Linked DNA regions of Homo sapiens: region 1 is linked to region 2. Evidence: read pairs that join two places in POLR2A ChIA-PET (ENCODE). Cell type or tissue: Panc1. All regions are shown on one strand. Links, peaks and the distances in the headings refer to the core of each region. The heading gives the core; the rest is flanking DNA.

What was found. ChIA-PET counts read pairs that join two places held together with the same protein. Peaks named below come from ENCODE experiments on the same cell type or tissue, not always from the same donor. Only the 100,000 strongest peaks of a DNase experiment are listed, where the experiment ranks them.
Region 1: POLR2A ChIA-PET joins it to region 2 with 6 read pairs; 2 of 35 experiments call an interaction of 5 or more read pairs at or near these places.

Annotation. Positions count from the first base shown.
Region 1 is chr6:98,215,032-98,219,446 of GRCh38, forward strand. No RefSeq gene overlaps it. Among named protein-coding and RNA genes, the nearest start is that of MIR2113, 190 kb to the left of the region's middle. In Panc1, for the core only: no CTCF peak of the experiment used is centred there; no DNase peak of the experiment used is centred there.
Region 2 is chr6:98,144,844-98,149,258 of GRCh38, forward strand. No RefSeq gene overlaps it. Among named protein-coding and RNA genes, the nearest start is that of MIR2113, 120 kb to the left of the region's middle. In Panc1, for the core only: no CTCF peak of the experiment used is centred there; a DNase peak (open chromatin) is centred at 2,013.

The sequences.
Region 1 (4,415 bases), core at 180-4,179, 70 kb after region 2:
TTGGCCAAACTTTTTTCAGCCCATGTCTGTCTGCTCAGGATGATGTCTCAGTCCTATACTTGAAGGGAGAGCACAGCTGACAGTACTAGTATGTAAAGATTTGGCTGGTGAAGGGGCTTCTTTCAGGTCATATTTTCTACACAGTAAATCAACACAGAAGTCTCTCTTCTGTTCAGCATTGGTTATTAAGATGTGATATTATCTTGTGATTTATATCATGTTGTCACAATGCATTTCATTTTGCTTTGTTTCAGTAATACAATGAATTCTTTCATAATTTCTTTCAATTTGCCTCAGGAGTTGTTATATACTCCAGGCTTTTATTTCTTTATATTTTCTTCAGCTTTATTAATACAAGTGAAGAAAGTATATCCCTCCATAATTGCTTATAGCCTGTACAATGCAATACAGCATATTACCTCATTTTAGATAATACTTTTGTAGTGGCATGATATTCTAACACTTAAAAGCTGTGTGTAGAAGCAAATAGCTTTGCAAATTACTTTATAATCTTGGTCAACTTCAACTGGTTATTCCCACAAAACACTTTAGTCTTTGTCCTTTAACAACTACCCTGCACTTTAAAAATCCTCAGGCACAACTTGAAGGGCAGTTGAGCAGAAACATTAATAGAAGTGCTGAAATATTCTCAGGCCAATCCTAGAGCAGGATTTCCAAAGGCCTCTCACACTCTCTTCATGCCTCCATCCCCTCTTGACCTCAGCACATAGAAACACACTTGCTTGGAGCTGTTACACCTGTCATGCTCTGGTGCCTGGAGTTAAAGAAATAAGGTGCTGGTCTGATACTGACACAAGGCAGGTTGAATTTGTGTTTATATGCTTAGAAAACTACTTCTTTTAAGTAGTTGGTGACTTCTTGCCTTTTTTATATCTGTTGGTAATCAGAAACTTATCATGAGAGGAAATTGCAGTGGGTAAGAAACTGTAGTAGAGTCCCGTGTAAGTAAACTTTGAAGTACTTTGCATATTTTTTTCTCAAGATAAAAATATTACTATACAAGTTAATGATTTATTCTCAAGATAAAAATATTACTATTGAATTTAATGATTTTTAAACTTTCCTAAAAGTTAGGATAAAAGAACAATGAGGTCAGGCATGGTGGCTCACGCCTGTAATCCCAGCACTTTGGGAGACCGAGCCTGGCGGATCACCTGAGGTCATGAGTTCGAGACCAGCCTGGCCAAAATGGTGAAACCCCATCTCTACTAAAAATACAGAAAACTTAGCTGACCATAGTGGTGGGCGCCTGTAATACCAGCTACTCGGGAGACTGAGGCAAGAGAATTGCTTGAACCTAGGAGGAAGAGGTTGCAGTGAGCCCAGATCGCACCATTGCACTCTAGCCTCGGCAACAAGAACAAAAACTCTGTCAAAAAAAAAAAAAGAAAAGAAAGAAAGAAAAAGAAGAAAAGCATTACCTTATCTTCCTCATAAAATAGTTATAACATTTGTAATACACTTCCAAATAGTAAAACATAAAGAGTCTAAAATAATGTTTAAGCCATACTATAGGGGCAAGTAGTTGTCTGATCAGGAAATCTCCCACCAAGGGTGGCCACTTAGCATTCAATACAAAAAAGCACTATCCAAAGGTAGCTATTAAAAGTTCTTTAGTTATCTTTATCTTTCATCAAAACCAGATGCTTTGCTCATTTTTGTAGTGCCTAAGGTAGAAATAGGCTTTAACCGCTAATATTGGTGACTTGTTAATTAGAATAAAGGATATCCTAAATGGCATTGCCGAAATCAGTATATTCAATATAGATGCATTTGCTGGAGTATTGTAGACAATTCTCTATCCTCACATCGTGAAATAAAAAAGTCCATGGATCCTGGCCTTTGTCCTTGGGAATAGAATTGTGGACTTCTCAAGTTTTCCAGATGATATTTGGTCATGTGACTCAGAGAGTTAGCTAAATTTGGCTACTACAATAGTATTGCATTTGCCTTAGGTAAATTTTTTCTGCAAGGGTTTTTCAGAGTTTCAGAGAGAACAGAACATCAAACTTGTGGAACTATTTTATGAATTCTTATTAATGAATATTCTAGTAGCAAGTTGTGGGGAACAGTTAACCTCTACCTATCTTAAATTTCCTGTGGATTTCAACATATATTAAAAAGAACCTAATAAGTTTGTATAACCAAATTATCTTAGGTCAGTTCATAATAAGAGTCAAAGTGGAAAAATAAAATTCAAAATAATCTAGAATTCATTGTATTTAGGATAAGCAGTTTGTTAAATCTTCATCTTTTCCACTTATTTTTTGGGTGAAATGAGTCTATTCTAGAACTATGATTTAGATTTAGATTTAGAATAACTCCACAGATCCCTTCTTTTAGCTGACATTTTTCTCAGCTACAGTCAATTTTGTTTCACTTTCCATCTTTTTGGTATGCTCTTGGCCACAGCTATGCTAATGGATCCAACTGGTTGAAAGTCAGGGGTCTTGTAATTTGTGTCCTCCTAAGGGCAAAGGAGAAAGTCTGCTTTATTATAACAAAAAGCCAAAGTTATCTAATAAGCAGCATTATGCTTGGGAAGTTGTAATTATGATTATAGAATTATTCAATTTAGGTTCCTACATCTGTGTTTCCTATATCAAATAATCAAAATATGCATTCTTATTTTACATTACTATTGCATTGTATTTCCCAAGTGATTTACATTTATAAATTAGCTTCTGCATGTGAGAGTTTGATGTGAAATGAGGGTAGTGATGGTCTTCCCTTACTTTCATGGGGAGGTTATTAAAAGGTTAAAACATGATATGCTGTTATATTATCAGTTTTTTTCTGATTGATTATTCACCTAGATTTCCACTTGCAAATTTCATTCACTACTAAACTAGATAAAATGGTTTGAGGATTACATAACACCAGTGCAACTACAAACAAGTAATTACAAAAATGAAATCATTTATTTTATTGTGAATCAATCTCTCAACTTGGTAAGCAGTTTGTATATTCCCAATGACCAGCATCATTTTTACTGGAAAACGAAAGGGTAACTTGCCCAGAGCCACTTTGGGTCTAAGCCAGAATTGAAAATTGTAGCACTTTCTATAAAAAAGGAGGAAAAAGTATAAAAGCTCAATAGAAAATGGACAAAAGATATGAATTGATCATTGACAGAAAAATGGTCCTTTAACATATGAAAAGATGCTCATCCTCAGTATAATAAGAGAAATGCAAATTAAAGTTACACTGAGCTATCATTTCTCACTTATCAGATAGACAAAAATAAAAATTGTACAATGTACTCTCTTGGGGAGGCCATGGAGAAGTAAGCACTCACACATTGTTGGCGGGAGATTAAATAGTATAACACCTATGGGAAATTTGGCAATTGCATATATATATGTGCATATATGCATATGTATGTATGTATATGTAAGCACTATGCATATATATGTACATATTTATATATATATATAGTATGGAATGATCTACAGGATAAATTGTTAAGAGAAAATGTATGCCTCATTTTGTGTAAGAAAGTAGAAGACATATGAATATATATATAAATATTTGCTTATATTCTCAAGAATAAGCAAGAGATGGATAAACCACAAACTAATCAAGATAATTACCTATAAAAGAAGGTAAGGAAGAGGATAAGAGGGATGAAGATAGAAGCAAGACATCTATCAATGCACCTTGTTACATAGTTTTGAGTTTGAAATTGTATAAATGTATAGTATACTTTTAAAATAGCAAAGTAAAAGGAATTCCTAAGAACTGAAAACAAACTAAAACAAATGAATCCAACTATATATAAGGTTGCTATTTTAACTACACAAAGAAGGGGATTACTGAAACTGACTTTAAAATAGTATTTTGTTTGCACATCCCTTGTAAAACCTAATCTAATAGGAAGCTCAGAAAGGAAGAGCAAAGATATGTTAAACTACATTTCTTTGATTATTGTTAATTATAATAATGGCTTTGTTATTTTGGCACTATTAAAATATAGAGCAAATGAACAATTACATTAATATTAGGAATCAAGATTTTTGAGTAATAGAAAAGACGTAAATTTTTAAAATCAAAGAAGTTGGCCAAAAAACTGTGATCTCTAACTTAAATCCAAATATCAGTACAGTCTCCTGGTTTGTTTCCATGTTTTTAAAAATATGTATATTTGTGGTTCAGCCTGAAAAAAGGTATAGGAACAAGGATAAAGCACCTATAGTGCTATTCTTTTTAGTGACGAGGTTAAGGTTTCCAAATTATATTTACCATGAGAAAGGAACCATGGCTCCATGGAAAATGGCTATTTCCAGGTTTCTTGTTGTTGTTGTTTTGTTTTTGTTTTTTGTTTTTATTTGAGACACAGTCTCACTCTGTCGCCCAGGCTAGAGTGCAGTGGCGCCATCTCGGCTCACTGCAAA
Region 2 (4,415 bases), core at 209-4,208:
CACAGTTTATATAAAAAATATTCAGAAAAGGAAACAAGGAAGAATAAAAAGATATGAAAAAGAATACAGTCTCAAGACCAAATATATCAACTGTAACAATATAAGAGTTACATTATTGTTACAGGAAGATTTTTAAACTGAGTCAAAAAAGAAAAAAAATCTATTTTCATGAGGCAATGAAGGAATCATTTAAAACAATAAAAAGTATCTAGGTTGAAATAAAAGAATTTAAAATGTTGCACAAATGCAAAAAGAAAAGCAGAAATCACAATATTAATATCAGACAAGGTAAATTAGGAATAAAAATGCAATAAATAAAAATATTTTTAAAAGTTTAATTATACGTGTTCTGCTTTGTAGAATTTGAGATTTTATTTATAGTGTAAACAGAGTTGTTAATTTTCCACTTCTTGTTTAAGAATATATATTAAGTCTCTTCAGATTAAAATTATCTTGTATTACATATTATATTAAAACTGTAAAGCTGTATGTACTTCAGAGATCAAGTAAAAGAAAAGGAAAGATTTTAAAAGATTTTAATGATATAAAGGTTGATACTAATGTAATACAAGGTGATTTTAATCCACAAAATATAATATATATCTCACACGATGAAATTCTAACAAAACTGATTTGAGCCATACATAGGACCTCAAATTCTGCAAAGTAGAATACAGTTCACATTCTCTGACTGAAAGCACATATATAAAAATTAATTAAACCACTTATATATATTTTAAAGTACTCATTGTAAAATTCTGAAAGAAGAAAATAATGGAATTTGAGTTTTTCAAAAGGAACAGAAATAGAAATACTATTCATCAAAACATATAAAATATTGCCAAAGTTTTCTCAAAAGCAAATTCATAACTGAATATTTTAGCAAATAAAATATGGAAAGAAATTTAAACCTTGAGCACTAGAAAGCAAGTGAAAAATAAACATAAATTTAAAATGCAACAGATTAAAAGATACCAAAAGTTAGAAAATTCCAAAAATGTAAAGTGGGGAAATTAAAAAACTTCTTTTCTTGTAGTGGTATAGAATCAGAAAGCTTTTAGAAGGACCAAATTCAAAATTTGCTCTAAGAAAGTAAAATTAAAAATATGAGATTAAAAATTATTTTTAAATCAATTTAAAACTTGTTATAATAGATTAATTTTTTTAAAATGTTAATGATCATATTTGGGTTTTAAAAAATACAAAAATCCCTGAAGAGAACTGAAAAGTTTTCAAATAATTACCTCTAAAACAATATACAAAGCTCTTTTAATGTTTTTATTAGAAGTAGATTCTTGCTATGTTGTCCATGCTAAACTTGAACCCCTGGGCTCAAGCAATCCTCCCACTCCAGCCTCCCAAGTAGCTAGGTCTACAGGGACACAACATTATGCCCAGCTTCAATTTTTGAAATACATGAATCACCGTATTTTATTGTTAATAGTGTAGTAAAGCATGGAAGGAAGTTGTCATACTGACAAGAAAAATTTATGAAAGTTACATGAAAATAGGTCTGTATATTTTAAGGAAATAATTAATCATAAATCAAATATGAGCCAATAACCACAAACCCATATATTAAAACATAATGCATCACTTCCAATTAGGTTCCTTTCCAAAATGTATTTTTCAAATTAATAAAATGTGATAATCTTGGTTTATGTTGAAAGCTTTTTGACATAATTTAATATCCATTTAAAATTAATTTCTGACTAAAATAACAAAAAATTATAGTAAATAAGAAATAAAAGGATACACACATATACATAATAAGGGAAAATAAGGATATACATTTTATTATATCTTTATATCTACTTTAAGCTACATGCCTATATTATTATTAATAAAGAATTATTAAAATTATTTCAGAGAGAAGAGGACCCTTCTACACTGTTGTTAGGATTGTAGATTGGTGCAGACATTAAGAAGAACATACAGGTTTCCAAAGAAATTACAAATAGAACTATCAAATGACTTAGCAATCCTGCTGCTGGGCACATACCCAAGGAAATGAAATCACCGTCTCATAAAGATATATGCACTCCCATGTTCATTTAGACTTTATTTACAATAGCCAAGATATCAAAACAAACTAAGTGTCTATTGACAGATGAATGGACAAAGAAAGTATGATGTGAAATAATATCATAGTGGAATAATATTTAGCCTTTAAAATGAAAGAAATTGTGCCATTTTGCCATAACACAGATGAAGCTGGAGGACATTAAACTAGGTAAAATAAGCCAGACATAGAAAAAAATGCATAATCTCACTTATATGTGGAGTGTATTAAAAAAGTTAGATATACAGAGATAGACAATAAAATAGTGGTTACCAGGCGTGGGGGGAGAGAGGAGGAAATGGGGAGATGTGGGTCAGAGGATACAAAGTAGAGTAGCAGATATGTAGGATGAAGAAATCTAGAGATCTATTATACAATATGAGAACTACAGGTCATACAATTCTACTGTATTTGGGATTCCTGCTAAATGAGTAGATTTTAGCTGCTCTTAAAAAAAAGAGACATATGTATTAACTTGCTTCACTATAGTAACCATTTCATTATCTGTATGTATCCCATAACATCATGTACTTTTTTTTTTATTACTATACTTTAACTTCGGGGGTACATGTGCAGAATGTGCAGGTTTGTTACATAGGTATGTATGCATGTGCCATGTTGCTTTGCTGCACCCATCAACTCATGATCTACATTAGGTGTTTCTCCCAATGCTATCCCTCCCACTGCACCCCACCCCCTGACAGGCCCCAGTGTGTGATGTTCCCCTCCCAATGTCCATGTGTTCTCATTGTTCAACTCCTACTTATGAATGAGAACATGAGGTGTTTGGTTTTCTGTTCCTATGTTAGTTTGCTGAGAATGACGGTTTCCAGCTTCATCCATGTCCCTGCGAAGGACATGAACTCATCCTTTCTTATGGCTGCATAGTATTCCGTGGTGTTTATGTGCCACGTTTTCTTTATCCAGTCTATCATTGATGGGCATTTGGGTTGGTTCCAAGTCTTTGCTATTGTGAACAGTGCTGCAATAAACATACATGTGCATGTGTCTTTATAGTAGAATGGTTTATATTCTTTTGGGTATATCCCAGTAATGGGATTGCTGAGTTAAATGGTATTTCTAGTTCTAGATGCTTGAGGAATTGCCACACTGTCTTCCACAATGGTTGAACTAATTTACACTTCCACCAACAGTGTAAAAGTGTTCCTATTTCTCCACATCCTCTCCAGCATCTGTTGTTTCCTGACTTTTTAATGATTGCCATTCTAACTGGTGAGAGATAGTATCTCATTGTGGTTTTGATTTGCATTTCTCTAATGACCAGTGCTGATGAGCATTTTTTCATATGTTTGCTGGCTGCATAAATGTCTTCTCTTGAGAAGCGTCTGTTCATATCCTTCACCCACTTTTTGATGGGGTTGTTTTTTTCTTGTAAATTTGTTTAAGTTCTTTGTAGATTCTGGATATTAGCCCTTTGTCATATAGATAGATTGCAAAAATTTTAAAAAGTCCTCTCAATTAAGAAAAGATAGGGATTCCAAAAGTCAACACTATTTCTTTGACATTGTGCTCCAAGTTAGTTTATATAATAAAATAAGAAAATAGATGAACAACAACTAGCTCATAAAACAGAAAAAGAGAGAATGAAAAGAAAGGAAAATAAAGTGTTGTCTCTATTTCTATGATTTTGCAAAGCCAAAAACATTAACTAATAAATGTATTAGAAAAGATAAATTGAAATGGTCACCTAATACATTTCTGTATCCAAACTGAAAATTAAAGGATCACATTTTAAACAGCAGCCAAAACTATACCTGTAAATAAACTTAAGTGGAAATGTGTGTCGAAGAGGAAAGCAAAAAAAGTCTTACCAATAAATATATAAATACTTACAAAAATGGATATACTTTCTATATTCTCATAGTGGAAAACTGAATAAAGATGTAAATTTTTCTCAAATTAGCTTATGCATAATGCAAATCCAATTATTATCCAAAGAGATTTTCAGAACTTTATTTGATTCTAAAAATTGAATAGAAGAGAAAAAGAACGGTTATATCCAAAATGTTCAAAATATGACACAATTATAAAGGGGGATTTGTGTGACTAGATATCAAATATAAAATGCATACCTATAATAATTTTAAAAAGGGATCAGTTATGTGAATAGATGATTCCTGGAAGAGTAAATTCAGACATGAACCTAAAAGTCATCTTCCGATGAGTGTTATTCTAACGATGCTATTTAATGTTGGGACTCATCTATGTCTTCTTTTTCATCATTTAATAAATTATTTAAGTTCCTTGTTTATGGTCTGTTTCCATCCATTACCACGTAAAGATCTACAAAATAGGGTTTTTGGTCTTTGTTCACTAATATACTTGAACAATA